Regions from separate parts of the Mus musculus genome. Here regions 2, 3, 4, 5, 6 and 7 are each linked to region 1. The links are chromatin contacts, found by Hi-C in ENCODE. All regions are on one chromosome and are shown on one strand. Each heading gives the region's core, a stretch centred on a gene start or an enhancer-like site at or near the end of the contact. The rest is flanking DNA. Distances are from core to core; before and after follow the strand shown.

Region 1 (4,224 bases), core at 1,149-3,648:
AATTTCATAAATTCATTGTTTTTAATAGCTGAATAGTACTCCATTGTGTAAATGTACCAAATTTTCTGTATCCGTTCCTCTGTTGAGAGACATCTGGGTTCTTTCCAGCTTCTGGCTATTATAAATAAGGCTGTTATGAACATAGTGGAGCATGTGTCCTTATTACCAGTTGGAACATCTTCTGGGTATATGCCCAGGAGAGGTATTGCTGGATCTTCCGGTAGTACTATATGTCCAATTTTCTGAGGAACCGCCAGACTGATTTCCAGAGTGGTTGTACCAGCTATCAATCCCACCAGCAACGGAGGAGTGTTCCTCTTTCTCCACATCCTCGCCAGCATCTGCTGTCACCTGAATTTTTTATCTTAGCCATTCTGACTGGTGTGAGGTGGAATCTCAAGGTTGCTTTGATTTGCATTTCCCTGATGATTAAGGATGCTGAACATTTTTTCAGGTGTTTCTCAGCCATTTGGTATTCCTCAGGAGAGAATTCTTTGTTTAACTCTGAACCCCATTTTTAATGGGGCTATTTGAATTTCTGGAGTCCACCTTCTTGAGTTCTTTGTGTATATTGGATATTAGTCTCCTATCAGATTTAGGATTGTTATAAATCCTTTCCCAATCTGTTGGTGGCCTTTTTGTCTTCTTGACAGTGTCTTTTGCCTTACAGAAACTTTGCAATTTCATAAGGTCCCATTTGTCAATTCTTGATCTTACAATACAAGCCATTGCTGTTCTGTTCAGGAATTTTTCCCCAGTGCCCATATCTTCGAGGCTTTTCCTCACTTTCTCCTCTATAAATTTTGGTGTCTCTGGTTTTATGTGGAGGTCTTTGATCCACTTAGACTTGAGCTTTGTACAAGGATATAAGAATGGATCAATTCACATTCTTCTACATAATAACTGCCAGTTGTGCCAGCACCATTTATTGAAAATGCTGTCTTTTTCCACTGGATGGTTTTAGCTCCCTTGTCAAAGATCAAGTGACCACAGGTGTGTGGATTCATTTCTGGGTCTTCAGTTCTATTCCATTGATCTACCTGTCTGTCGCTGTACCAGTACCATGCAGTTTTTAATCACAGTTGCTCTATAGCACAGCTTGAGGTCAGGCATGGTGATTCCACCAGAGGTTCTTTTATTGTTGAGACAAAACTAGTAACTTTTAAGAACTGCATAAGGAGTTTTTAAGTTTCAAGGTGAAACAGTTTAGAGAGCCACTTCCCAGCAGCACCAATAGGTGGAACCCTACTGGACTACACATTTTACAGGGTTAAAATGGTAACTTTTATGTTTTTTAATACAACCCCAAAATTTGCATATCATTTACATGTTTCCTTAAATGTTTATATTTCCTCTTTAAGATTTAGCACTGGTTCATAAGACCAAACATAAAACCAGACTGAGAAAGAAACTAAATGGTGCAAGATGGAGTTCTTCACACTGAAAGGTGTTCAACCTTTCAGTTGATCTCATCTAGTTGATGAGAAAATGCGTGTGTTTGTGTGTTTGTGTGTGTGTGTGTGTGTGTGTGTGTGTATTTATACCAAAATAATGTGTGTATGTGTGTGTGTATTTATACCAAAATAATATGTATTATTTAATCCCAGCTTGAGGAAATATATAAGCATATAACAATGTCCGGGTGTGCAATTCCAGAATGTTAGCAGTAGCTGTAGAGTAGGATACAAGTTTCTGGATCTCTAAACATGATAGGACAACCCAGGCCTCCTGGGTTACTGCATGTGTTAACGAGTATGAATGATGGTGGCCAAGGAAATTAGTTGTTTCCAGGAGACTTGTGAATAGTAAGAGTGGTACTGGGCCTGCTGTAGAAAGAATGTATTCCCTGAAGCTGGTCACTTCTCTGAAGGGATCGTGACCTTTGCTTCTCAGGTAAATTTTCTGAAGGGGCTGTAACCTCAGGGGAGAGGAAACTCATCCTAGAGATGTAATCTCTCACCTTTACCATGGCTCTCACTGGTCTTCATACCCTGGCTTTAGCAGGAAGAGAGGGCCAGGCATGGTAGCACACGCCTTTAATCCCAGCAAGGAGGCAGATCTCTGAATGCCAGGGCTGCATAAGAGACCGTGGCTGGGGTGAGTGGAGGCAGACTATTGTATATGTTTAGCATAAAGCCCTGGCATCCACTTGGAGGCTGTTTTGTAGGCTTGGCGTCCATGGAGAGTATTCTTTAGGAGCAAGGTTAACAGCTCTGTGAGAGCATTTTCTGTAGGGTTGGTGAAGGGCGCAGGGAGCTTTTAGTGTCTGTGTGTCTAATGGGGAGAGAGATTTGCAGGCAGTTCTATCCTTCACCTAAAACAGTCACAGAAACATAAGTAGTACGTAATCCTTCTGATAGACTGGCGTCTGTTATCTAACGTAAAAACAAATGCGTAACAGAAGCCAGGCTGCCTGCCAGGTTAGAGCACGTGACAGAGCAGGAAGGATTTGTTTCTAGCTTCACAGGGAAAACCATTCATCTGAAAACTACTTTGCAGCCTTTGTCGGTTTTTATGTTATGTAACTATTTTACATTTAGTAGGTTATCTGAGTTTAAGATACTAATATTTTTCTTTATCATTTGTAGGTTTCTAGAGCGACTGTTTGAGCGACATATAAAGAAAAATAAACATCATTTGGAGGAGGTTGGTCTTTCTTTGGAATTTAATGTTTTTCTATTCTCTAAAAGAATATGTTTTATTTAAAATAGGCACTTTCTGCCTTGTGCTTTTTATGAGGGGAAAGGGGCAGGACTGGGAGAGTGTGATCATGAGACTAGCAGCGCTGCAGATAGAGTTCAGTTTTAATAGTGTAGCGAATGTAACGACCCTCAGAATTGCTTTCCCCCCAATTCTAGGGAAAGATGCGCTACCTGCTGCATGGGCTGAAGGTTGACTTAGGCTGCATATCTGAGGAAGACCCAGCAAAGCAAAAACATTTCAGAATGTTGAATCAACTTCATTTTCAAAAGGCTCTGATTTCAAGAGAAAATGAGTTTGTAAGTGATGAAGAAACAGTGAGTCACCACGAGCGCCAGCAGTACCAGGAGGCCCTGGACATGCTGTCGGCTGTGCCGAAGGACGAAAACAAGATGTTCTCTTTACCGGGCGAATTTTTAATACCCGCCCATAAAGTCAAGCATTCAGAGGGTGTTATAATTCAACAGGTCAATGACGAAACAGATAATGAAGCCTCACCCTGGAATGAAAACAATCCAAGTGTTTCTGATAGTGTAATAGACCAGGAAACCTCTGTGGATGTCATTGAAGGTGACAGTGACTTTGAAAGGGCTGAGACTTCCAGGGAACTCTGTTGTCTGAGCACATCACTGTCCCCATCTGGTCCATTCCCCAGCATCAATGGTGGCAGTAATCATGGTAAGGAATTATCGACTCTACGAATCATGGGAATGAGCATTGAAGACTGACCTCTGGATCTACATTAATAAACACTCCATGTGGCCAGTAACTCAATATTACTTTTCTTCTTTTTTTTTGTCCCCTTTTACATATTAAGATTTCTGTAATTTCAATGCTATGTAATAAATTACCACAATTTTAGTGTCTTGAAACACCACATATTTATTATTGCTCTCATATTGCTATGGTTCAAGAATTGAAACACAGAGTGATGGGGTCAAAAGCTACAGTCCAGGTGGTATTCAGGGCTGTGATGGCATCAGGAGGCTCGACTGGGGGAGAAACTGCTTCCATGCTACAGTTGCCAGCAGAATTCCTTTTCTTGCACCATAGATCTGCGAGTTTCATCTGGTCTTGGCTGGCTGGCGGACAGATGGCTACTTGCCATCTCCTGCCATGTGCATGCTCCCTAAGCAGGTCACAGCTTGGCAAAGGAGAACCACAGAGACTGCTAGCAAGGCAGGTAACTCTTGGTGAGAAGCAGGACAGTCACGGGTCTCTTGCAGTCTTAGGGGTGAGGGGATGATACACAAGAGCGCAGATGCAAGGCTGGGGACCCCTGTGTTACCTGAGGCTTCATCCACCACTTCTAAAGTCATTTTTCAGAACATGTTTGGTCTAACACAGTGACCTCATGGGAACTGACAATGGTTTATAATCTGGGACGGTGTTTACATCTTATAACGTACAGGGGCTTGAGGGTTAGGAGACTCTTGTCTCAAACAAAAACCACAAACCACACAAAACAAAACCAGTGTTTCAAGAGACTAGCCTCTCTTTTGTCTTTTCAACTATTTACAGTAA
Region 2 (4,224 bases), core at 736-3,235, about 85 Mb before region 1:
AAGAAAATGTAGAGACCTCAGCTCTTCCTTTACCACGTGTGGCTGGATACCACCATGCCTTGATGATAATGGACTGAGCCTGTGAACCAGTAAGCCAGCCCCAATTAAATGATATCCTTATAAGAGTTGCCTTGAATCACAAAAGAGATGACTCAGTGGTTAAGAGCACTGAATGCTCTTTCAAAGGTCCTGAGTTCAATTCCCAGTTAACCACATGGTGGCTCACAACCATCTGTAATGGGATCTGATGCCCTCTTTTGGTGTGTTGAAGACAGCTACAGTGTACTCATATAAAAATAAAATATATCTTCAAAAACAAACAAACAAAAAGAGTTGCCTTGGTCATGGTGTCTGTTCACAGCAGTAAACCCCTAAGACAGTGGTTCTCTGGAAGGACAGTCAGTGCTCTTAACTGCTGAGCCATCTCTCTACCCTCTTGGAAGTATGAATTTTGCCCCCTGCTCTAAACACTGGGGACACGGTGCGTCTGTGAAATGAATCTATTATACCTGACGACGTTGCATTCTTCTGGGCTAGAGTTTACATTTTTGGAGGATGAGGACAGACTGTACACAAGTAAAATAAATTATACATCACATAGCATATCCAATGATAACAAATGTTGTGTTAAACACACAAGCAGACAAACAAACAGACAACCTGAGCAGGCACGGGGAGGGCTGGGAAGCTGGAGTGGGAAGAAAGTGAGTGTGAACTTAGACAGGAACAAGAGTTCGGAGGGAAGGTGGCATTTAAACTACAACCGGAAGGAGATGAGAGAGCAATAGCAGAGCCACATCAGGTACAACCTCTGTGTACAAAGAACATCCGTGTCAGATCTCCTGATGTTTATGTGTGTCTGTTGTCTTAGAAACAGCAAAGTTGAATGGTGTGTGTGTGTGTGTGTGTGTGGCAAAAGTTTAGCTGTGAGAGTACAAGGTGCAGATGAACTTGGAGAGACATGGGAACAATTAGACACGCTCCAGTTGTGCATTTTATTATACCATTGCCTAATGCACTAAGTTGGTTATTCTACAGGATAATTTCTGAAAGGTATCTTGTGAATTTTCACTTCTTTTCAACTCAACAACAATGTGGTCGTCTTGGTCGTAATTGGCTCTGCTTACACTAAAGGGCCTTGCAAAGACAGGCATATGCTGAATGAATGAATGAATGAATGAATGAATGAATAAACGAGCAAGCAAATGAGGTAAGTTTCCCCTCTAGGGAATCCTCAAGCTGCCCTATCTTTATCGTCCTCCACACCCTTTCTCAGCTTGGCCTCTCTATTCACCCTGTCTGTTATAGCAACGTAATCTTCCTATGTCTTGTGCACCTCCTAACTGATATATTCTCTCCTGACTTCCAGTGAACCCAATTTCTACCTATAGTTGAAGGCCCAGGGCTGGGCCTGATGGCACATCTCTGTACTCTGAGCACTGGGGAGGCTCAGGCAGGAGGACTGGGTCTGAGGCAGGAGGACTGGGTCTGAGGCTAGTCCATGTTGTATGGTGATTTTTAGGACATCCTCTCTTACACAGCTGACAAGCTCTCCTTGTTACAGGGTGTCTTCATCAGCCTCACTGTTTTTTTCTAGGTGCCTAAAGCACCCTTCCTGTGAACTGAATAACCCCTTGGTACATTTAAAGTCCACTCTCCGAACACGTTCTGTGTTTGCAGAAGAATCTGTACATGAACACCAGCACTCTGGGAGGTTCTTGCAGCTTCGTAGACGCTGACTGGGTAAGAAAAGTTCAGTGACTTGACTCATTTCAGGCACAAATGAACAAAAAGTGGACCAGGGTCCAAGACATATCTCATACAAGACAAGGCCATTCTTAGACCCACAGATCTGTCAAGTTTAGCATTCCCTTTCTGTCATTTTTAGCATTCCCTTTCCGCACTTAATTCATTTCACTCTGCCAATCACCAGCGGCCGCGTCCAGGAAAGTATGACCCGCGCGAGTCGCCGTAGTGCCCCTCCCTCCACCACTCTGTTCCCGGCCAACATGGCGGCCCCCGAGTCAGCGCCGGCTTTGAGTCCCGGCTCTGCGGACGAGGAGGAGACGATTCTCTATGACTTGCTGGTCAATACCGAATGGCCACCTGAGACAGAAGTGCAGGTGAGCCGGGCTCTCTTTTTAAGGCTGTAGGCATGGCGCGGGCGCGGGCGCGGGGCGTGTAAAGCCACGTCGCGGTGCCACGCAGTGCAAGTGGAGCGGGGATAGCAGCTGTGTTGTCTCCTGGCAACGGCGGGGCTGCCGGGTCCAGGGCTCGCTGAAGGGTGTCTGTAGTCAGCCTTGGCTCCGAATTCGGCTGTGTATCCCCACTCAGGCTGTCACCCTCTCGGCAGGTCAGTGTCACTCTTCTTCCCTAGGTCCTTGTCATATCCGGACTTGCCTTGTAATCTTGTTACCTGTGGCGGGAGAATTTCGCAGGACTCTATCGTCCTTTAAAAGTCTCAGTAATACGCATTTACTAGTGTGTGTGTGTGTCTGTCTGTCTCTGTCTCTCTCTGTCTCTGTCTCTCTCTGTCTCTGTCTCTCTCAGTGTGTGTGTGTGATACACACACACACACACACACACACACACACACACACTCGGACCCCAGATATGGTGCAGGCTGCTGGGCATTCAGAGACAGTGTTTTCATGGAACTTGCAGTGTGGAGGAGAGATAGCCAATCCAGTGAACGTTTCTCATTACCAAGCCCGAAGTGCTGGCTGAGTAGAATGCCAAGGGAGTGGAGAGAAAGAAGCAGCGGTTCTCCAATTCTGCTGGAGACAAAGTTGTGGTGTTTGCCAACTTATGGACCCTGGAGTTACTAGTTTCCTAGGGAAAGCCTTCGGGTCATAGGGTGAAAGCAGGAGCCCAAGGCCCATTTACTTGACATACATGGTATCAAGTGCCTGGCATGCCCGTGTGTTAGGCCCTGGGGAAGCAGCATGGCTAGGAAGACTCTTAAATCTGGCCCAGTGAGCTCCTTTACCTTGTCTTCTGAGTATTTATTCTGCTTGTCTTCAATTAGGTCTTGTAATGGCAAAAAGCTGCATATATTGTTATTCGTTTCGGTTTCTAGTGAGTGACGTGGACATTTTGTAGATGATGAAATTGAGAGGCTGCTGCCGCCTTTAAGTTGGATAAAGATATCTAGCATTTCAGAAATGTCTGTAATACTGTCTCAATGCTTAGCACTATACGTTGATTAAAAAAACAACACGGAGTCAACTTATATTGAAATCTCGTTGTCCTCTGCCTTTTCTTATCTGCCTTCTTTATTGATTTCTACATCTGTTTCCTACAGCTGTTGCCCTATAAGCTCTGCCTGGGATCAACTTTATATCCCTCCACTGTGCCAAATTGTTCCCTGATGATTCCTTCATGTTTGTTAAGCGAGCGTCCTAGGGAGTAACGTATCTGTTCTTACTGATTACTTATTCATTTTATTCTTGGTAGAACTTGAAAGCACTCTACTCACTGTATTTGTTATTCTTTATTCTACAGACAGTGCCATTCAGTTTACGTTTGTGGACTCAAATTAATTACTGTAGTAGTTACATATCTGTGTTTTGTTAATAACATTGTCTCCATGGATACACAATAGGTAATCACTTTTCCTCTTAGTGAAATCTGTTTTAGGTCTCTGTGCCTGCCCTATAGACTGCATTGACTGGGCAATTAGTATTGTCTTTGTTCAAACCCAGGCCCCTGAACGTCATAGGCAAGTTCTCTACCACACAGCTCAGCTCTGCCCCTGTGGTTCCTTCTCTTTTCATTGGTGTTTTGATGTGGAAACTGTTTCTAACCTCACCTTGGGGTTCTTCCTGACAGGGATCTATGAACATAATTCTCACTCTTATTGCTACTACACACAGTTCATATTGCAACCTGTAAGAAGTTTTAAAATACTGATGCTGGTATTCAGTGCTCTGGATATAAGTAGAGAAGCATAAATTTAAATGTTTCAAGTATTATAAAATTCTCAACTGTAAGTTTTTATCTATTTATTTATTTTATTTTAGCTCAGAGGCAACCGAAAGCACGGTGCATCATTCATCATCACAAAAGCAATCAGAGGTAAAGAGGCCTTGCATTTTATGTATTATATAGTTCATAGACAGGTTTTTCTCCTTTCACAACTATGCACTTTACCTATGAACCAGGAGGAGTCTGAAAAAGAGTTGAGCATCAGCCTTATTGAACCATGAGGGCTTTATAATATTA
Region 3 (4,224 bases), core at 555-3,054, about 84 Mb before region 1:
CCTGATGGAGTTGATAGAATATCTGAAATGTTAAGGTGAACAGTGATGAAATGGATACATGCACAAATAAATTTTCATTATGTTGTCTTAAAATTTTCGGATTATACTGCACTTACCTATTACCTCTTAGTTTATGAGTAAGTACTTATTTAAAGAAGAAAGGAAATAAAGTTTCTTTTTAATAAGGAAAGAAGATGGAAAAATGTAAAGAAGAAATAATTGTATAGAATTCCTTTTTAGTTATTTAGACTCTCCAACTGATCCTAAACTGGACAAAGTTTATTCCTTTGAACCAATCCTTGGTTCTGCTGGTTGGGATGTGTAATTTATTCCACTCAGATTTCTAATTATAATACAAATGCAGTAATTAGTTATTTGCTGATTGTCCCACATTAATACTTACATCAGTGTGGTAAGAGGGTAATTTAATATGGACCTTGTCCCTCCAGAGCAACTAGTGTATTAAATATGTTTCACACCACCCACCCCTTGTTATCTAACATTCTGATGAGCAATCAGAGAGACAATGGCTTGCATAGCTGATCACATGTGAATGAAAGGGTCATGTTTTCATTTAAGTATGCACAATTTCCTCTTCTTTGTAACAGTGTCCTGATTAACTGATAATTCAGATCACCAGAGATATAGGAAGGAAGAGAGAGAGAGCGAGAGAGAGAGAAATTGAATGATTTAATTTTTTATTTAAATAAATGAATGCTTAAGCCTTAATCAGCTTTGCATTATTACAAATAAATACCTGAGTCATTCTGTAGGTGAATAAATGTTTCAGTAGTTCATAGTTTTGGTGCTTCAGTTCTGAGATCACAGAGTTTCGTTTCCTTGCATATCTGGAAGAGGTGATATTTTAATGAAGCAATGTATTTTGGAGGAGAACTCAATAATGAGGCGGAGAAGTAGGGAGGGGAAGATGGAAGAAGGGACAGTGAGAAGGAAGAGAGAGAGAGTGGAGACAGGGAGACATATCAGAGTTCTAAAATCCACTGGAGTAAACATTCTTACTGACTTAAAATATTTCTCTAACTCTTTAAACATATTGTTTGTTTGTTTGTTTTTTGTTTGTTTGTTTGTTTTTCGAAACAGGGTTTCTCTGTAGAGCCCTGGCTGCCCTGAAACTCACTTTGTAGACCAGGCTGGCCTCGAACTCAGAAATCCACCTACCTCTGCTTCCTGAGTGCTGGAATTAAAGGAGTGCGCCACCACGCCCGGCTTTAAACATAGTCTTTTGAAATTTAAATATGATTATACTGTTTACAGCTTATTTTCCGTCTTCTAATTCTCTCATACATTACCTCTCTTGAACTCAAATTTATGACATTTTATATATACATATATATATATATATATATATATATATATATATATATATATATATATATATATTGCTAAGAACAGGAGAAATAATCTTTCCCAGAGAATAAGAAACTACAGATTTGTTATTACTACAAGTAATCAGCCCTGAAACCTTTAACTTTCAATAGCCTATCATTATTTCACATAGGACCATCAAGAAGACTTCGTGTTTATGTGAAGATTAACAGGAGACACTCGTTCAAATCACAACAGCTTGTAATTTTCCACTCCATTACAGCTCAAGATGCCTTGCATAGGGAACGGCATACCATAGTGGACTTGTCTTCTCATCTCATAATCATAACATAATCAAGATAATTCCCCATAGATGTACCGAGTCCAACCTGATTTAGATAGTTTCTCATTGAGGCTCTCTTCCAAGGTAATTCTAGACTGCTTCAGATGGACAATATAAACTGATCATTACCAACTCCACCTTTTCTTACTTTGACATGCAAACAAGATTTTTAAGCTTCAACATTCTATCCATTATCTCTAATGATCCATATTTACCTCACAATGCAAAACCCACTGTCTTTAAACTTTTCATCTTAAAAGTCTAAAATTTCTTAACTGTTAGCTTCTATAATATAAAATATCTTTTAAAAAATATTTTCAACCTATATAGACAGATAATAAACATTTCCAGTTCAAAATGATTAGAAGGATTATAAAGTCAAGGTTCGCCATGAAAGAACTTCTAATGGTTCTAAAACTGACTCTGAGGAGGAGGAGGAAGAGGGAGGAGGAGGAAGAGGAGGAGGAGGAGGAGAAGGAGGAGGAGGAGGAGGAGGAGGAGGAGGAGGAGGAGGAGGAGGAGGAGGAGGAGGAGGAGGAGGAGGAGGAGAAGCAGCAGAAGGAGCAGAGGAGCCTGGCTGCTCATCCTGGGTTCAAGCGGCACCACCACTCAGAAGACTGTGGTGGAGGTCCTCGGTCCCTGTCCAGGGGGCTCCCTTGTAAAAAAAAAAAAAAAAGCAGCCTCGGAGGGCAGCAGTGAAAAGACAGTTTCAGACACAAAGCCTTCTGTACCTACCACTTCAGAAGGTGGGCCTGAGCTGGAGTTACAAATCCCTGAACTGCCTCTTGACAACAACGAATTTTGGGTCCATGACGGTTGTATTCTCTGGGCCAATGGAATCTACCTGGTTTGTGGCAGGCTCTATGGCCTGCAGGGAGCGCTGGAAATCACCAGAGAGATGAAATGCTCCCACTACCAGGAGGCTGGAACTACTTTGGGCTGCTACAACACAGGCTGCTCCTTCTGACACCATTACCCATGTGCCATTGATGCAGATTGTTTGCTGCATGAGGAGAATTTCTCGGTGAGGTGCCCCAAGCACAAGGTTGGAATGACAGAGAACTTACTTGACATAGGCCTGAGGCCTAGCTACCTCCTCTGAGCCATGTTTCACGCAACGAAACACAGTCTCTGCAAGTGTCACCTCCTGAAGAACATGAGCTGCTTCATCTTGAAGATGGATTTTAAGGTGAGACTGTAGAGATGAGAAGGTGGAGGACACATGTAACAGAATCCTCCTGCTGTGCAACCACACCCCACTCTGCCCTGTCCTGCACCCCCGCTGCGCTGTGCGCACTGCCCATGCCAACACTTCCTTCCTATGTTCTCACATCACACTCAAACTGGTGATACCACAGGAAAAGATACAAGATGTTTGAATGGCTGTTTCCATGGACACAATCTCCATAGTGACAATGTGGGGGAGGGGGGAGGGGTGGGCTGATGGGAAACGGGAAGTTAAAAGGGAGGGATAATATATATATATAGTCTGGAAAGACTTTGTTTAAATGAAAGGTGCGCTATCCCTTTTGATTCTATTTTAAAATTATCTAGTTAATTCAAAATTTGTACCAATGACAATGAAATTTGAATGTGAAATTGAACTGAACAAACTCATCTCATCAAGGATGGGGTGTGGCTTTGATCTTTAGCCTGTCTCACAATTCAGTGAACACTAGACCCTGGACTGAAAGAGCAGACAAATGGCAACCACCCTTCCCTTGGTTAGAATCTGTCTCACAGGGGAAGTTTGGGGAAGGGGGACAGATTGGGGCTGGTCATTTTCAAAAGTGTGGGGAACGATGTTTAAACACAAAAATAATTTCTTTTCTTTCCAGAAACACTATTTATTTATTTTTATTTTTCCCTTTTTTTCTTTTTTGCAGGGGGTGGGTGGTAGTGGTGAAATTGGCAGATGCTACAACGTCATGGCTGTATCCTGTATCACTGTGGCCCCACCAAGTAGGTAGAATAGCCCCAACAGGTGTACGCAAGGAATGGCTTATCTCTGGTGCCCTCTTTCCTTGGCACATTCCATGTAGTTGGGACCCTTGGTGGTGGTGGTGGGGGGGACCCACAACATCCATGGAAACCATGGAGGCCCAGGCCTATGCTGCTGAAACAAGCAGGGTCTGGGAGAGAACTGTGGTGTGAGCCATGTGGGTGCACTAAGCTGACCAGAGCCAGCCACTTTAACACTTCTCTATTGCTTTTATTTTTTAGAGTGGAAAAGGAGCTTGTCAGATATGTTGCCCATGCTATGTGACTCTTTATGTTGTATTGTTATGATTTGTAAATTGTTTAATTTTTAAATATGAGTTTTAAAAAAAATGAAAAAAGTACCAAAAAAAAAATCTTGTTAAGGCCTTAAGAAGGGATATGTGCATCTTTCAGGGGTCACTTGGCCGTGGGGATAAAATAGCTTTTTTACAAACAGTTTTACTTAAAAAAACAAAAATAAAAAAACAAAAAACAAAACCATAATAAACTTCATTTTAACCTTGAAGAAAATGATATTTTCAACCTATATTGACATATAACAAGCATTTCCGGTT
Region 4 (4,224 bases), core at 1,262-3,761, about 83 Mb before region 1:
GAGCAAAGACCTCAGATAGCATCTGTGCTGTAGCTCTCCTTGTCTGTCAATTGAAACCACGTTTTGTCTATGGGTTCAAGGGTCTAGCAAAGTCAAGAAAAGCATACTGTGAGAAACAATCCCCTGTGTGGAATTTGCAACAAAGATGTAATGTTTTATTATTTGTAAACTGTTCACTACATATATTTTTCTGTCAGCAAGACAACATGCATTTTCTCAGAGAGCTGAATGTCAAATATTTACCCACATATCACTGCCCAGCATTCCATGCTTCTGGACTAGTCTACGTACATATGCCTTGACATTTCTGTCTACTCTAATGTCCTGGATTACTAACGATCTTTTGGAACGTTAAGGAGGAAAGCAAGTTGACATTATGGTTTCGGAAAAATATTTTCTGAACTGATATAGTGAATTATTGTCTAAGAAGACCTAGTACAGCTAGCCAGGCTGGACTAAGTCAACATCAGTGACACAAGATTCTGAGTTATAAGACTCATTCATTCACCGAGTAATGATTTTTTGCCTATCATCACTATGTGTAGTTGCAATAAGAGATAGGAATAATAGTATATGATAGACACAGGAGTTTAACTAGTACCTCACAGAAAGTGACCATCATGTATAAAATACTGGATCCCAGGCAGGGTTTTTAGTTAAAAGCAAGCATCATGATTTCTGGTATGTTGATTTCAGGACTTTTTTTTTTCTTCTCTGAGATCGTTTTAACCATCTGAAAAGGATGTATGTTTGAGATTGGGGGGCTGGATTTCAACTGCCATTTAAAAATGTACTCCCCGAGTGCTTTCATGTAGGCGGAAGATGACCAAGCAGTTCTTCAACATGGACCAAGCCGGCTCTACCTCTCTTGCAGTCAGGAAGGTCTTAGACAGAGAGGTAGCAGAATAAACAGAATGTGAAGAGTTGTCTAAAAACAGAGCTGGAAGCTTGAGAAAGAATCCTTGGCTAGCAGTTTCCTAAGGCCTGTAACCAGATCTGTAAATAGAAGCCCGGGGTTGTGGGAGAGGCTTCTGCAGGGTGGAATCTACCTCTTGAGTCATATGTGAACTTGGCCATGCAGGATGTGGCTGTCTTTGAATCTGATGGATGGTTGATATTTAACATTATCGGTTTATACACTTATGTGTACCTCAACTATCATATTTTGAGAGATTCAGATATAATTAGCATTTTCTACATGTGTGACTCTAAGGAGTTGTGAGATCTGTGTCACAGTCTCGGTAGCAAAACATAAATATAGCAGTTTCCTCTCAGGGAATGAGGGAGCAGTGAGGTCTCTAAACTAGGGATGACCATGAAGCTGGTCCTAATCTGAGCAAGCTTTGCTTTTTTAGCTTTCTATTCCACTCTCTTCTGTGAATGGTTTTTCTCCTTCCAACTGTTCTCTTCCTCTTCTTTGTCCCCTCCCTCTTTTCTTCCCTTCCTTTAATTTCCATGACACATAAATCACAATGCTTGCAGTAATCTTAAGGTAAAAGCCCCACTGTGTTCCCATGCGCAATACGTGATTGAATTATTAACAATGTGCTGGAAGAGGCCATGTCACGGTGGGATTCTAGCCAACAGGGAAGTGTCAGGGAAGCAGAAAGTGGTGACTTCTGGAACTCCACCCTCCACTGGAATGAGGTACAGAGAGGACAGGAAGCCAAATCCAGCTACAAAGCCATAGAGGAAGTGGCCATGGCCAGGATAAATATAGTCTTCTAAAGAATTTCGCAAACACAAGGGAAGACTTATATCTTGCCTTCCTCACCCTTCTCTAGGCCTACAGACGACGTGGGCCACACAGCTCCTGACTCCCAAGGAACTCTGCATTCAGATGTGTGGAAAAGGAGTCACCCTCACACACAGAATATGGAGTCTTAAGCCAGCATTAGGACTTTCAGGTGGGCATATGTACATTATGACAGGCAAAACATGTGTATCCAAGGTAAAACATGTGTATCCAAGCTTATCAGTACTCGGCTACAGTTGTGTTGAATTCTTTCATTGATCTGTTTCTGATGCTCTGTCTGAGGTAAGTCTGCTTTATTCCTGTCTTCCCAGAAGCAGGAGTGATGGTAATAATACAAACAGCATCCAATACAAACAGCATCCAATACAAACAGCATCCAATACAAACAGCATCCAAATAGTCTTACTCTCTGTTACGTCTACATCTACACTGAAATAGGCAATGTGGTTGCAATGTCCCTATTACTTCTTCAACAGACCATTAAAGGGGGGTAAATTGAATGGTAATATAGCTAACAAAATTCACTAAATGCCCAAACAGGAAATTTTCTGCTAATTTAGCCTGGCTCCAAAGTTACAGATCTGCCTCCTACAGAGCTCTTGTATGGCTCAGTTCCAGTATTCACAACTGCAATGAGGTTTGGTCAGATCTCTGAATAAAGATATAAAGGAAAATGATTGGGGACAAGAGATAAAGTTGATATGAAAGTTTATCTTTGTACTTTCCAGGACAAATCTAGACCAGTTAGAACGGAGGCTGGCTCACATCCAGGAATGTTTTCCAGACAGGCTTATTGTTGGGTCTTCTGGTCATTAATATTGGCTTCACCAAGTCTGGACCAAACCCTCTGATACATCCATGGTGCCCTTTAAGAGATTAATATATGTATAGGTCATGTCTCTCACAAAGAGGTTAGAGAGTGACACAGTTTCTAAAAAATAAAAATAAAAAAAAAAGCTTGCACTCTTCCCCTGAAAAGTTACAGATGGCGATTATGTCGCTATCTAGGTTGTTAAGATACAAAGGCTGTCTCAAAGACATACTTGCTGGGCTGGAGACTCAGGGGGCACACTGTATACTCATTTTTCGTGTCCTTCGTGTTCTTCAGATGAACACAACTCTGAAAGACTGACTCATTGCAGGGACATTTTCCCAAGACTGTCACAGTATTATAAATGGCTTCCCTATGTTCCAGTGTCCCCTGCACGTGAAATAAAGAAAATGTCCCTTCAGGCAGGTGAATAGAAATACTGCATGTGACCTAGTTTAATAATACTTCATCTTTATGTCTTTCTTTCCACTGATGAGACTCTTTCACCATTAAGGTAATGAAACCCTTCCATCTTTCAGGACCTCCATCCCACCCAGGAGGAGTGGCAGAGGACAGGATAACAGAAACAGGTAGAAGGACAGAGAAGCCAGGCCTTAGTGGTCCATTGCCATTTTTGTCTTTTGATTTTAGTAGATGAGGAAGATAGTTCTAAAGAATGAAGCCTCTTTCCTGAGCATGCACAACACAGAGATGACAGTCCCACTCCCTTCCTTGCTGGTATTTGATGTAGAGATTTTCAGGGAGATCTAGATGTCCAGTTTTTTAAAAATAGAACTCACTTGCTTCTATTTTACACTTCTGATGTAGGTTTTTTTTCCTTTCTTGAAGTAAAAAAAAAAAAAAGAATGTTAATATATGAAACTTCTCCTGTATCTTCAGGGAATCTTAGATGCATAAGACTTAGTCCCTAGATGGGAAAAAGGAACTTAAGGTGATAGCAGCTGCCTTGAGAGGGCTAGGGTTCTGGTTCTACTCTTGCTCACTGGTTCCTTGTGTAACACAGAAGGTCTCTCTCTCTCTCTCTCTCTCTCTCTCTCTCTCTCTCTCTCTCTCTCTCTCTCTCTCTCCCCGTAGGGTGGAGGGGTATGTATCTTGATTTCTACTCCTGTTGTAGGCGTAGCTCCTTAATAGCCAGTCATTGACCATGGCAAAAGAAACGTTGGTTTATTCAAGGATCTGGCACACCATACAGTAAGTTACTCTAAGCCACCCTAGTACACACAGACCAGAGTGAGAAACAGCCCTAGCGGCCTCCAGTTCAACTCTCTTTCTGTGTAAGCACAAGAGGAAGTTGAACTCCATGAAATTAATGACTCATTGGGCCCAGTGCAACCTGAACTTGAAAACATGCTTTGACACAATCTATCGTGAGCATGGTAACAAGTCCTCTAAGGGACAGGGTTGTTGTAGCTCCACAACGCTCATGATTTCTCACTCATCTGAATTACAAGATATATCAACTTTACAGGCAGAATACTTGCAGTTACTGATTCAGTTGCATTAAAATATGATCTCTTCAGCCACTGTGCCCTAACCCTGGGTGTCATGACCCTCAGAACAAAACTTTGCACTCCCTTTGTACAACCAAAGAAGTCACTTTCCCAAGGTGGAATAATGAAGCACGGGCAGAGCTGGG
Region 5 (4,224 bases), core at 496-2,995, about 83 Mb before region 1:
TGATTACATTTTCAAATCATACACACATACACACACACACACACACACACACACACAGATTTAACCCAGGTTAGCTCTAGCATTCATGAGCCTGACTTGGAATCTAAATTAAACATTTGTTAATTTTGTTATTATAATTATTTTATACAATTTATCTAGGTTTACATTTTGATCCACAATATCATGTCATAGAACTGGAATGTGGTATAAGTGCCAAATATATGTAGACAGCGTTGCAAATTTATAAAATCACCAGAATTCTCACATTATTCCTGAATAATAAAAAAAAAAAAACAATCCTGTTCTGGAAAAGAAATGACGTCTATTTTCATTTTGCTATATACTAATTTATATAATAAATCACTTTATATAATTAATTTATTTTGCTGTTAAATTTTGAGACAGGTGCTTGTGATGGTTTGTACATTCTTGGACCAGGGAGTGGCACCATCTGGAGGTATGGCCTTGTTGGAATAGGTGTGATCTGGTTGGAATGGGTGTGTCACTGTGGGTGTGGGCTTAAGATTCTCACCCTAGTTTCCTGGAAGTCAGTCTTCCACTAGCAGCCTTTGGATGAAGGCGTAGAACTCTCAGCTCTGCCTGTGCCATGACAGCCTGGATGCTGCCATGCTCCCACCTTGATGATAATGGACTGAACCTCTGAACCTGTAAGCCAGCCCCAGTGAAATGTTGTTTTTATAAGACTTGCCTTGGTCACGGTGTCTGCTCACAGCAGTAAAACCCTGACTAAGACAGTTCTATATCAGCAGATTCTTTATCTCCCTGCCTCAGTTTCTACCACTACATCAGGCTGAAAGTCTAATTTTAGAGACAAACAACTCTCATAAAAACAATGTCTATTTTATGTTCTCAAAAGAAGAGGATAATAAATGTTCTTAATCACTGGGGTACTAGTGTGTGTGAGGAGTTGAAATAAGAAGGCCTGTGAAACAATGGGGTCCTTTAGCTCGCTGCTTTTCCTTTCATGGCATAGGTAGAGAAGTGTTATATGCCCCAACAGCTTAGAGTTTTGCTCCTGGCCCCGAGACCAGACTTCCTAGATAGCAACAAGCTTTTGACCACCAATCCCTGCCACAGTTCTTCATTGCCAGGGCCAGACACTTGCCATTGTTCTTTATAGTGATGGCCACAGGGCTTGAAGTTGGGTCTGCGGTGATGATCTTTAGACGCAGCAAGGCTATGAACAAGTCCATGAAGACAGCTGTCTGCTGTTATCCAAGGGGTACATTACATGACCCACCCACAGGACATGCCTGAAACCATGGTAGTAAACCCTACATATATGTGGTTTTTCCTACATATATGTACCGTGGTGACATTTGGCTTACAAATTAGGTAAAGTAAGAAATTAATCACAATAATTAATGGTAAAATTTTAAAAATTATAACTATATACTGCAATACAGGCTATTTATGGTTGGTTAAATTACTTATTTCTGGAATCATTTACTTCTCACCAAGCTGTGGTTGGCTACTTGTAGCTGAAGATGCAGAAAGGGAAACATGAGATGGAGCTGGGGGGGGGGAGGTGATTACTCTGAATATTTTCCAATGGACTTGGGGGGTGACTACTGTGAATATTCCCTAGATCAGAAGCAATGAGGAAGGAATTAGGCAATCCCTCCCTGCCACAGTGATCCAACTGCGGGGACTGGGTTTCACTCCATTGCCCAGACAAGGAATAGCACATGTTCTTTGGGAGGATCTCCTGGCAAACGTAGTTGTTCCTCCTCAGCATGGCAAAGCTTTCCATCAGGGTACCAGAGCTTAGGCAAAGCCAAACAAAAGCATAACCCCTTACCTGGAAGGGTCAGTTTTATTAGAAATTTTGGGAAAAAAACAACCCTATTCTTTTGTGTTAAAGACATATAAAGTAAAATGCACCACTGCCTGCATTAAAATAAACATGAAACTTACAATTTGATTTTAAAAAAATAGCTCATGCCTATAGACCCATTGGTTCAGAAACAGCACTGAGCTAGCATGTATTAATTCTGAATCTTTAGCCATCCCATAAAAAAAGACAAAAATCATCCAGGGAGATAACAAGAATTCAAACCGACAGAGGCAATGGAAGCCCCCCAGGCTGTAGACTCCCCAAAGCAACAGAACTCCAACGTCACAGCATCTCCCACCAGAGCCCGTGAACTTAGCCACTGTGTCCCTCCCTCTCACACCCTGGCATTTGGTGGAGTAGGGCAGGAGAGCCAGGCATATTCATTCACTCTCTCCAGCTGGCTGTGAGTATCCAGTGGAAAAATTTAAGCAGCCCAGGCTTTTAGCTTTCCCCCTGGGCTGCTGCTGCTCGTTGCATAACATGCTCATCAGTAAAAGAGCTGAATTGCAAATAATCTACTAACCTGGAAGGAATGTCTGAAGAGCTCCCACACACCACACTGGTACTCATTCAGTCCAGAAAGGTTTTGTGGGTTTGCTGTGATATTATTGAAGTAAAGGGTTTGGCTAGCATAGCCAGTAACTTGAGTGTGTCTTTTGATCCACATAGAAATTGTCCGTCTAAATGACATTTGTATGTTATTCTTAACTGCCTGTGGAATCAGATAATCTATTCCCCAGAAGGCTGTCAGCAGCCTCCAGTCTTTGTGAAGGTTGAGTTTCCGGCAAGGAAGGGTGTCAGGCGTGCCTGGAGGCGAGACTTCTGGAAGGATGATTCACACACTTTTATAGCTTCACTGCTCACAGGCTATGGGTTTGTTGTTTAAAAGCAATTTGAATGTATGGGATCTTTATGATGGTGTATATTCAGGGGTAATTTGAAAGTACTTTTTTCTCATGTACGTAGGCTGTCAAGGTGGGATCTGGGAGAATTGAGATTTACACTGATGTTCTAGCGTTTGTATGATCAAGCAGGGTGGAACCTCCCGTACTAATATCATAGCCCCCATCAGGTGCCAACGATGAACAGACTAAGGAAAAAAGAAATTTGTCAAAAGCCCAGACCTTGAATTTCCACCAAAGGTCTCACCAAGTGGTATAAGACAGAGTGTCAGAGTGTTCTGGGCTAGATGTGAAAGTTCACTGTGGAAGAACTCCAAAGCTTATAACTCGTCTGAAGTCAGAGAGGTATTGATTCATGCCACTCTAGAAGATCGGTTTGCAAAGCCAGTGGAGACAGCCAGAGAGAAGATAAATGAATCGGACTCAGGAGCCCACAGCTAGCAGCCACAACTGTGGCAGGGAGCTTGCCACGGATGCTGCGGCTACATTTCAGAAGCAACCGGCCCACTTGCGTCCCCCTGATGGCCCTCATGGTCCTGCAGCCTTCCCTTACTCAGCATCCTGAATCCACTCCAGCAGCCTGCCCCACCTTCTTGGCATACTTCAGGCCCAGCCCTGCCCCGCCCGGACATAGAAGCTATACTACTACTTTTTCTCACTGAAGTGACAAAATGCCATGCAAAAGCAATTTAAAGAACTTAATTTGACACACGTGACATAGCCACGAGAGTACATACTATCGTGACAGAAAAGCCAAGGCATCGCAAGTGTGAGGCAACTGCTCGCATTACAACCACAGCTGGAGAGATGGATACTGGCAAGAAATCCCAGCTTTGTCCTTTCTGTTTTGTTTTCCTTTTTAGTCAGTCCAGGACACCATCTCAGAGTGTCTTGTCAGAGAAGGAGGTATTTCCAAAGAGAAAAGTCCTTGTTCCACTTTGTTTGGTTAGTGGACTATTAAAATAAGCCACTCCCAAGAATTAGAATTTCTCTGAAAATTCTATTCTGAGGGAGTAGAGAGGCTGGAGCCCTGGTGTCAGACAGAAGAGGAACATGCCTCCCAGGGAGAGATATTACACAGTTCTGACAACTTATTAGACCTTTCAGGAGAGACTGGGAGCAGAGACAGTGATAGGTCAGTAGCAGGAAGGACCACACCTGGACCAGTATTGTTTCCTTATGCATTCACCCGGCCCTCTAAACATTTAAACCTGAAACTTCTGTCAGTATCTCAAAGAGGTTCTGGAGATCTCTGGGCCTCTTCATTTGTCCCTCTTCCTAATGTGGCCACACTGATTAAATATGTTTATTCATTTTGCTATTGTTTGTCTCTTTACTTGGGGTACAGGCAAAGAGCAGCTGAGCCTCACTTGTTAGAGCTGCCAATTCCCCGGTGTTTATCCTAAACAATCCAGTTACAATGGAATTGTGCCTCCTGTGTCTGAGTGGGTTTTCCCCTTGGTT
Region 6 (4,224 bases), core at 971-3,470, about 82 Mb before region 1:
TTTGAGCTGCTTCAGTCACAGCGAGGAAAGCAGCTACTTCACCCCACCCCACCCCCAACTCTCTCCCACACACAACATGTTATAGGGGAATTGTCTTTGTCCACATGTTACAGGGGTATCACAAAATGTGTAGTAAATGATTACTAAAATGTCAGTGATTGTACAAGTGAAGGAATTCTAGCAGCAAGTAGGCTGGTTTCTATATTACATACAGGTGCCAGTTTGGCACAGAAGTGGGGAGAAACGTGGGTTATTTTATCCACCAGGCTGATCGCTTTACCCTCTTAAAATGTTAATCAGTTAAATGTGTACTGTCTATCCAACAACTGTGTGTCTACCTGCCAAATCCCAAGCATGTTCTGAAATTGAAACTTATGAAACTGCTAGCATTAGACCATTTTAATGATATTCAGGTGCCTCAGCTTCCTACACCCACTATGGTGGAGCAAAATTTCTATGCTGCTATCCTTGTGGGAAACTGAAGTATGTGTGGAGACAATGCTGATATGTGGTGACTACTCCTGAGATGATCTCTTCGTAAAACTACAGCAAATAAATACTAAGAGCTTCGTTGGCTAGGACTGCAAAGGACACTTATGAAGGAGCTGGTTTTATTCAGGGCACATCGTAGAAAACCAGGAGTTGCAGAAAGCCATGCAAAAAAAGTCCCATTTGGACTTATCTGACAGAAGAGAGAATAAGGGTGTACTTTACACTGAGACTACTGCACTGTGGTGTTTCGGGGATGCCATAGTGAGCGGAGTGTTGACAGATAGTTTACATGGTCAAGGGCAGACCCTGTCCTCATTGATAAATCCGCATTCCCAATTCTACAGACATTAGAGAGAAAAGGAAAAAAACACACAAAGGAAAAGTGGTCCTGACAACGAGAAGAATAATAAATATATAGTTGTCATAAAGAATAAGAATTGGAAATCAGGCTCCCACTCTCTTGCTTCACTGAGCCGATCTCATGGCGCTTCAGTTTCTGTATCTGAAAGCTGGGAGAAGATTATGGATCATAAGTGGCTGTGATATCTCTGGGGCGAGGAACTCCATGCTTGCTGTGTGGTATTCAGCAAATATCCACCTGTGTGCTGAATTCAAACTTGTGATATACGTATGTTCCCCTCAGAACTGTCATTGGTCTTTTCAGAAGAGTCCCTGTGCTCACTCCCTGAGGCTCAGGGAGGTGTGTTGGGAGTGACAACCATAGTTTGAAAACTTCACTCATCTTGAATGTGTATCTTTTCATAACTGGGAAACATCGTGAGCTGCAACCTCCTATGGTCTATTGACAAAATAATTGGCTCAAGCTCAGAGCATTCTTAGGATTGTTCCTTGCCTTCTTCACCATCATGATTTCAGTCTTATTATGCAACTCTGAAGGTCAAACATGTTACTGGGGATGCGATCTCACAGCACTCAGATGATGGGTAACAGTAAGGACATTTAACTCTTATTAGATTTGTATGTTTTCTTCATCACAAAGTCCCATACTTGGACTGGGGATTTGACTCACTTGGTAGAATGCTTGCTGCCCCAAGCCCTTGGTTCTGTTGCCAGCAGCACACAAACCAGGCATGCAATCCTAGCACTTAGAAGGTTCAAACAGGAGGATCAGAAGTTCAAGGTCATCGGTAGCCACTTAGTGGATTCAGGCCAGAGAGATAAACAAAAAATCCCAGGACTGCTATTCATGAGCAAGTAACAAAACTTCTCCAGCCCCAGGCTTTGAACTTTAGGAAAGGTTCAACAATGGAAGCACCAACCATGAGGTGGATTAAGCATATAAAATCCTTACTGTGTGTCCGAGGCTCGGTGTCTAGCTATTCTGGCCACTGCAGTGAAAATAAACCTAAGTACAAATTCTGCTTTTGTGATTACTGTCCCCAAGATCCAGATACATAAAAGGTTTTGGACTCCTCTTTCTCATCTGTAGAAGAGAAAATGATACTCCTATAGATTATAAAGAGTGGAAAAGACTGAAAAAAAACACAGGAATAACTCCTTTGTTTCAAGAGGATTCCTACAGAACATATTCTGTAGACCCCGAGTTACTCACCCTCAGGATTATGCCCCATATAACTGTTTTAGCCAACCAGTGAGACCTGTAAGCCCCGCACTCAGAAGGACGAGGCAACTTGAATCTGAGTTCCACGACAACCCGAGCAGCGCAGTGAGACGCTATCTCTGGAACCCAACCAACCAAGCGGCCCCTCCAGCAGGAAGTGAGTTCAGATGAGGCTAAGCCGTTTTCCCCCAACACCAGCAGAGCCCTGGGTTCCCTTATCTTGACAGCCATGTGTGTGTGAAGGAGGTCAGTTCGCACTTGCGCCTGCCTGTCAGCTATTCTTCAAGCTTCCAAAGTTTGGCTGCAGGTTGTAAAATCATATTAAGTTCTGGCAGTTTAAGAAGCGTGCCCGGAAAAATAACCAGAGCAGGAAGGAGAAGAGAAGTATTTGAAGGGCGCAGATGGATTTTGCAGCTGGGGAAGGGAACATTAGCATTAGCGAAATGTCTGTGGTGGAGCCCAGGTTTCCTTCACACAAAGGTCACATCCCTTCACTGTGAAGAGAATCATGTTGAAGGTATGATGTTGCCGTTGCACTTTATCGTTCCCCATCCTGAAAGGTTTTCATCTTGGCAGCCTTTTCCCCTCTACTAATCCAATTCTCCTTGGAAAATGTCACTCCGCTTGAATTTTCATAGCTCTTCCCCTCACTTGGGCACCTGGGAGTTCCGGATCAGAGCTGCGAAGCCCACGAGAGGAGGAGACGCATTTCATTATTGTGGGCGCCGGATGAGTTAAGCTATAAAGAAATGCCAGGCAGTTTCTTTTCTGACTTTTTCCCCTTGGTCTGTTTTTCTACATCAGGCTGTCTCTATTGTATAGGCTAGATGGTCAGCGGAAAGTGCAGCTGCCCTCTCACGGGGGAGTGACAAGATGAGACACACATAGGGACTGTCAGCTGACCCTAAATACCATTCTAAGGAAAGAACGGGATTGGCCATGGAAGAAGAAACCTCTTCCGGAGCTTCACACCACACCAAGCTCTGCACAAAAGGGGGAGTTAGACAAACTGCTTAAAGTCAGTGGGCAGTGAAAAGAAGCTGGAAGCGAGCAGACCCAGACCTCATTGTCTCTCACATGTACCCAGTACCACAACCCCACAGAACATTTCTGTGGGCATGGCACCCTGGAAGAAGAAAACTTGACTTAAAATGTAGTCGATTTGGTTATTTTGTGGCATTAGGGATCTGGAGCTCCATCCCACAAGATCTCCATATAAGCAGACACCACACACAGCCCAGTGGATGTGGTTCCGAAGGAAATACTTTCCTTCATTTTTAAAAAATACTCATTCTGAGATTCACACAGAGCAGTTAATTCTCCGTGACCGGGTGTAGCTCATGTAAGACACTGATGGAGCTGGACACTGAGACAGAAAGCAAAACCAAGCCAACTCCAAAAGATCCAAAAGCATGCATGGTAAATTCTCTGACCACTGTATCAGTCCAGACGGAGCAAACCCCGAAGGACCCAAGCCTCTGTGTATTTACAGATTCAGCAGCTTGGTAAATAATCTGGAAGTCAAAATGGGAGATCACAGCAGAGCTCAGGAGCTGCTTTCAAATGAGTGACAGGTAATTCACAGCATGCTGATAACTGTGAGATCAGATAGATGAAAGTGTGTGGTCTTAGGGAAATGTATTCTGAAACCGGACAGAGAGGTCAAAAAAAAAACAAGATACCAAATATAGCAGAAAACCAGAGAAGGGGAGGACAAATAAAAACAATGAAAACACTTGAAAAGCTGGGTCCAGAAAATTGCAATAAAATCATAAATCCTAGCTCAGGGAAAGATTTCTTGTCAGTGGCTAATCTCCCAGTTTTCTCTGGATACAGAAAGGGGCCTACAGATAGACAAACACAGAGACATACAGTTTGGAGAAGGAATTAGGTATATCAGAGATCACAATTATCAACAATTTTAAATCAATCAATAATAAGGAATATCAGTAACTATGGCAGATTCCAACAATAGGCCATAATACATCAATTAAGATTATCTAATATTCTGCCACATGCTTCCACAGAGACAAATATCACAAACTGAGGAAGGTTGTTTAAAGTAGGACTTACTTTAACACTAATGCTGAATTGAAAACTAGGGAAACCAGTCCCCTATATAAAAGAGAATCAAAATTATGATTCCCTGG
Region 7 (4,224 bases), core at 454-2,953, about 82 Mb before region 1:
TAGCCACAGTGTCTGCTCTGGGTTGGTAGAAGAGTCCCTGCGGTAGAAGTATGGTTAGTTGGCAGCTTCGGGAGGTAAAGCCAATGTTTTGTTTAATAAAGGCATTTACAGTAAATATAGCCCTTCAAGATGTGCTTATGTTTGAGCTGAGCAAGCGCATTGTATTAGCTACTTTCAGGGATGCTCAGACAAACCTGACAAGAGCATCTTCAGGGAAGAGAGGCTTTGGTTCTGCTCCGCAACGCTGTGCTTCTCTGTATCTGCCTGCGTGCTCATCTCTCCAACTCTGGTTTGGAGATAAAGGCATGGAGTGCGTGTTGTTCCCCGTCCATTCCCCACCTCAGAAGCCTTCCCATATAGAAGGAGAATAAATCTCAGTTTCATTGTGGATATGGATCTGGAAGAAGATGAAACTGATTGTCACTGGGCCATACAACCTGTGAGGTTGGAAAAACAGAATCCGGAGGTATGGGTGTCAATCTAATTCTGTCCCCAGTAGACACTAGACCTCCTCTGAACAGGAAGATGGGTATCCAAAAAGTCTTCCAGCTCCAGAGTTCTCATTTCTTCATGAGCTCACAAATACGCACAGTTTAACAGATTTAACACACACTCGTCCCTCTGCTCTGAGGGTGACATCCTGGGACAGTGTGATACCAGGAGGGTGCGTGCACTGGCCACCTTCTTGAGGTTATTACTGCGACAGAGTGTCATAGTTAGGGTTGTACTGCTGTGAACAGACACCATGACCAAGGCAACTCTTATAAAGACAACTTTTAATTGGGGCTGGCTTACAGGTTCAGATGTTTAGTCCATTATTATCAAGTCAGGAGCATGGCAGCATCCAGGCAGGCATGGTACAGGCAGAGCTGAGAGTTTTACATCTTCATCTGAAGGCTGCTATGAGAAGACTAACCTCCAGGCAGCTAAGATGAGGGTCTTATAGCCCACACGCACAGTGACAAACCTACTCCAACAAGGCTATGCCTTTTTTTGTTTTTTGTTTTTTGTTTTTTGTTTTTTGTTTTTCTGAGACAGGGTTGGCTGTCCTGGAACTCACTCTGTAGACCAGACTGGCATCGAACTCAGAAATTCGTCTGCCTCCCAAGTACTGGGATTAAAGGTGTATGCCACCATGCCCGGCTAAGGCCACGCCTTCTAATAGTGCCACTCCCTGGGCCAAGCACATACAAACCATCACACAGAGGCAGCCAGGTTAATGAGAGCAAAGTTGCTGAAGCCTGGCAAAGCCTTCTCTGAGCTGTCTCTTTCTCAGATTGCTCATAGAAATGACAACAAACAGACGGGGGTGAGGGATGTTGCGAAGTTCAAATTGTGTCTGTCTGTCTGTACTGTAGCTTGAGCATCTGCCTGCCAATTAACTCATTTGATCCCTAGAGAAATTCTGCAGCATGGGTAGTATTTTAAAGTTGAAAAGCAATGGGGTGGGGACAGAGGGCTTTTAAAAACCTACCCACGGGTCACATGGCTTACCAGCAATGCCATCCAGGTGAACCTCAAAGGATGTCCTCCCCCACCTTCTTCCACCAACACGTGCTTTTCTGGATGAGCCAAATGGCAGAAAGATTGAAGACTGATTCTGGAACTCCCTCCAGAGGCGTGTCCTCCCAGTTTTGGAGGTTCCCAGAAAGGAGGTGGTGCTGGCTCCCCGGGCAGCTAGCCCAGGCTCTGGGCAGTGAGAGGGAGGGAGATCAGGCCACCACGAGACAGAGATGGAGACCAGCAGCCTGTGGCCCCCGAGGCCCAGCCCCAGTGCAGGGCTGAGCCTGGAGGCGCGGCTGGGCGTGGACACTCGCCTCTGGGCCAAGGTGCTGTTCACCGCGCTCTATTCGCTCATCTTCGCGCTTGGCACAGCCGGCAATGCGCTGTCCGTGCACGTGGTGCTGAAGGCGCGGGCGGGTCGCCCCGGGCGCCTGCGCTACCACGTGCTCAGCCTGGCACTGTCAGCCCTGCTGCTACTGCTGATCAGCGTGCCCATGGAGCTCTACAACTTCGTGTGGTCCCACTACCCCTGGGTCTTCGGCGATCTCGGCTGTCGTGGCTATTACTTCGTGCGTGAGCTGTGCGCCTACGCCACGGTGCTGAGCGTGGCCAGCCTGAGCGCAGAGCGCTGCCTGGCCGTGTGCCAGCCGCTGCGCGCCCGCCGCCTGCTCACCCCGCGCCGCACCCGCCGCCTGCTGTCACTAGTCTGGGTCGCCTCTCTGGGCCTTGCCCTGCCCATGGCGGTTATCATGGGACAGAAGCACGAAATGGAGAGGGCCGACGGGGAGCCTGAGCCTGCCTCGCGTGTGTGCACGGTGCTAGTAAGTCGCGCCACGCTCCAGGTCTTCATCCAGGTAAGGGAGTGGGGAGTGGGGTACAGTAGAAGGGGAAACCTATGTCCTACAGTTAGCCTTTAACACACACACACACACACACACACACACACACACACACACACACACACACACACACACTGGGGTAGTGAAAGAAACTAAAGCAACTCCTCCAGGGTCCTTCCCAGATATTCAAAGGACCAAGGAAGGGTGCAAGCAGCATCCCTTCACTACCCGTGAGCACACAGAGGATCTGGAAGGGTAAACATGTGAAAGTGCAGAAAGGCATGCTGGCTGGTGCATCAGGACATGTGTGGGATTAGGGGCTGCATAGATGACTGGACCATCATATCTTCTGCATTGAATTCCTGGCCAGGTGTGGACTGGAGTCTTGCAGCTATTGCTTGAGATTTTCAAGTCCGGGTGTGCCAGAACAATGGATTAGACTAGGGGCACACATATGGTGGTAGAACAGAAGGGTTTGTCAGGAAGAAAAACACTTGCACAACTGAAGTGGATACAGAGCAGAAGAGGAGGGAGCTGTTAGAAGCTCAAGGGCACTGGCCAGGAGTAGAGTATGTGCCATTTGCACAGCACCTGCCTTCTCCCACATTTATAATCCATGAGCTTTTTCTACTGTTTTGTCTCTTATGTGTAGCTGTTGGTGAGGGTCCCCAGCCTTTCTCTGCCATTGGTTTCTTTCATATTAATCTTGATACCTCTTTCTCTCCACCCTATTCTCTTGCCACAGTACAAGGCTGCGGTGCCTGGCATAAAGCTCCTTTTCTCTGCACCATCCTGTGTGTATCATCTGGGTCTGGTGGGCAGGAAGGGAGGAGTCTAGGACCTATTCATCCGTCCTTCACTTACCACCTCCCTCTTCACCCAAGAGAAACCATGGAAAGAGCCAATTGTGCCCATGTTTAACCATGTCCTACGGGGCTGCCTTTTCCCTATCTGGTTCAAGTTCTTCTTGAATGGGGACAAGGGGACCAAATGCCTAACAATAGTTTGCTGGTAATGGATTTGCTTTAAAAGGAGTTTGGCATTTGAAACATCATGTCCATCTCTAGAAAGAGAGTTCAGCCATTATCTGGGAGGAAGGGAGGGAGTCCAAGGAAACTGAAGGGTTCCAGTTGGGACACTGTTGGAAGAAACTTCAAGTTAAGAAAAGGATTCAGGACAGGGATGGTGAGGAAAACAGGGACACTGAGTCAGAATTATCAATTTGCTGGCTCCCAGGAGGCCCTATTTCTGTTCTCTGTCCCTGTTGGGGCAGAACGGAGTGCTTGTCTGTTGGTGTGTGTCATTCACATGCCCAGATTTGCATGGATGTCAAAAAGAAGGCATAGATGTCATGAAAATAATTAAATGTGACCTCATGAAGGTGTCAGCGATAGGGCACAGCAGATCCTCACTATGTGTCCTCTTCTCTCCTTCCCCACTTATGCTCTAGAGACCTGATCTCTAGTTTTCCTTCCCACTGAAGCACCTAACCTGGGCCACCTGAGGGCTTTATCCCATGACCCGATGCAGCCTTTCCCCCTTCCCCTCTCTGCATCCTGTCCTCATGTAGTCTTTCCATAAGCATATGAATAAGACGTCCAACCTGCAGGCGCTACCCATTGGCCTCTAGGAAAATCACTAAAAGAATGAGTAGAGAGAAAGTTCCCACAGGCCACTCCCTCTGCTGTCTTTGCCCTGGGTATGTCCAGGTGGCCCCACTTCACTGGGAACTCATAGTGACCCAGCTCTGGCACGGACTCCCTTTTGCCACATGGCTCTGGATACTGTTGTTCTCCTTGCTGGGTAGATTGAGAGGCACTTCCCAGAGCTAACACTTATTGCAACCTCTTGGCCTGATTCCCAACATCTGAGGTGTGATAAT

The links. Hi-C counts contacts between places; a loop is a spot of excess contacts on that map.
Region 2: a map of T-helper 17 cell shows a loop between it and region 1 (16-fold over the local background). The contact joins the promoter of Nbas here to the enhancer-like site in region 1. A Hi-C loop is called at or near these places in 1 of 37 maps with a recorded cell type or tissue (T-helper 17 cell).
Region 3: a loop to region 1 is called in a map of T-helper 17 cell, with 21 times the contacts of the local background. The contact joins the promoter of 4930448C13Rik here to the enhancer-like site in region 1. A Hi-C loop is called at or near these places in 2 of 37 maps with a recorded cell type or tissue (T-helper 1 cell and T-helper 17 cell).
Region 4: a loop to region 1 is called in a map of T-helper 17 cell, with 16 times the contacts of the local background. The contact joins two enhancer-like sites. A Hi-C loop is called at or near these places in 3 of 37 maps with a recorded cell type or tissue (T-helper 1 cell and T-helper 17 cell).
Region 5: a loop to region 1 is called in a map of T-helper 17 cell, with 14 times the contacts of the local background. The contact joins two enhancer-like sites. A Hi-C loop is called at or near these places in 2 of 37 maps with a recorded cell type or tissue (T-helper 1 cell and T-helper 17 cell).
Region 6: a map of regulatory T cell shows a loop between it and region 1 (17-fold over the local background). The contact joins two enhancer-like sites. A Hi-C loop is called at or near these places in 4 of 37 maps with a recorded cell type or tissue (T-helper 17 cell, T-helper 2 cell and regulatory T cell).
Region 7: a map of T-helper 1 cell shows a loop between it and region 1 (13-fold over the local background). The contact joins the promoter of Ntsr2 here to the enhancer-like site in region 1. A Hi-C loop is called at or near these places in 2 of 37 maps with a recorded cell type or tissue (T-helper 1 cell and T-helper 2 cell).

What each region holds. Positions count from the first base shown.
Region 1 is chr12:98,666,244-98,670,467 of GRCm38, forward strand. Spata7 (spermatogenesis associated 7) reads left to right here. Exons shown (of 11, transcript NM_001289572.1): 10 at 2,589-2,646; 11 at 2,859-3,576. The coding sequence ends at 3,428. Among named protein-coding and RNA genes, the nearest start is that of Spata7, 40 kb to the left of the region's middle. Within about 2 kb of position 2,399, at least 1 of the 3 ENCODE cell types and tissues checked has a DNase peak (open chromatin) inside an H3K27ac peak, as active enhancers do.
Region 2 is chr12:13,267,142-13,271,365 of GRCm38, forward strand. Nbas (neuroblastoma amplified sequence) reads left to right here and starts at 1,986. Exons shown (of 52, transcript NM_027706.1): 1 at 1,986-2,123; 2 at 4,023-4,077. The coding sequence starts at 2,010.
Region 3 is chr12:15,048,585-15,052,808 of GRCm38, forward strand. 4930448C13Rik (RIKEN cDNA 4930448C13 gene) reads right to left here and starts at 1,805. Exons shown (of 8, transcript NR_045960.1): 1 at 1,716-1,805; 2 at 758-848. Gm36128 (a long non-coding RNA gene) reads left to right here and starts at 3,120. Exons shown (of 7, transcript XR_381295.3): 1 at 3,120-3,184; 2 at 3,556-3,631. It also overlaps the pseudogene Gm3838.
Region 4 is chr12:15,716,522-15,720,745 of GRCm38, forward strand. It overlaps Gm40287 (a long non-coding RNA gene), which reads left to right. Exons shown (of 6, transcript XR_872503.1): 3 at 1,785-1,907. Among named protein-coding and RNA genes, the nearest start is that of Mir6387, 82 kb to the right of the region's middle. Within about 2 kb of position 2,512, at least 1 of the 3 ENCODE cell types and tissues checked has a DNase peak (open chromatin) inside an H3K27ac peak, as active enhancers do.
Region 5 is chr12:16,148,987-16,153,210 of GRCm38, forward strand. No RefSeq gene overlaps it. Among named protein-coding and RNA genes, the nearest start is that of Gm48606, 81 kb to the right of the region's middle. Within about 2 kb of position 1,746, at least 2 of the 3 ENCODE cell types and tissues checked have a DNase peak (open chromatin) inside an H3K27ac peak, as active enhancers do.
Region 6 is chr12:16,183,336-16,187,559 of GRCm38, forward strand. No RefSeq gene overlaps it. Among named protein-coding and RNA genes, the nearest start is that of Gm48606, 47 kb to the right of the region's middle. Within about 2 kb of position 2,221, at least 1 of the 3 ENCODE cell types and tissues checked has a DNase peak (open chromatin) inside an H3K27ac peak, as active enhancers do.
Region 7 is chr12:16,651,767-16,655,990 of GRCm38, forward strand. It overlaps Ntsr2 (neurotensin receptor 2), which reads left to right and starts at 1,704. Exons shown (of 4, transcript NM_008747.2): 1 at 1,704-2,357. The coding sequence starts at 1,734. It also overlaps a transcript of Lpin1 not described here.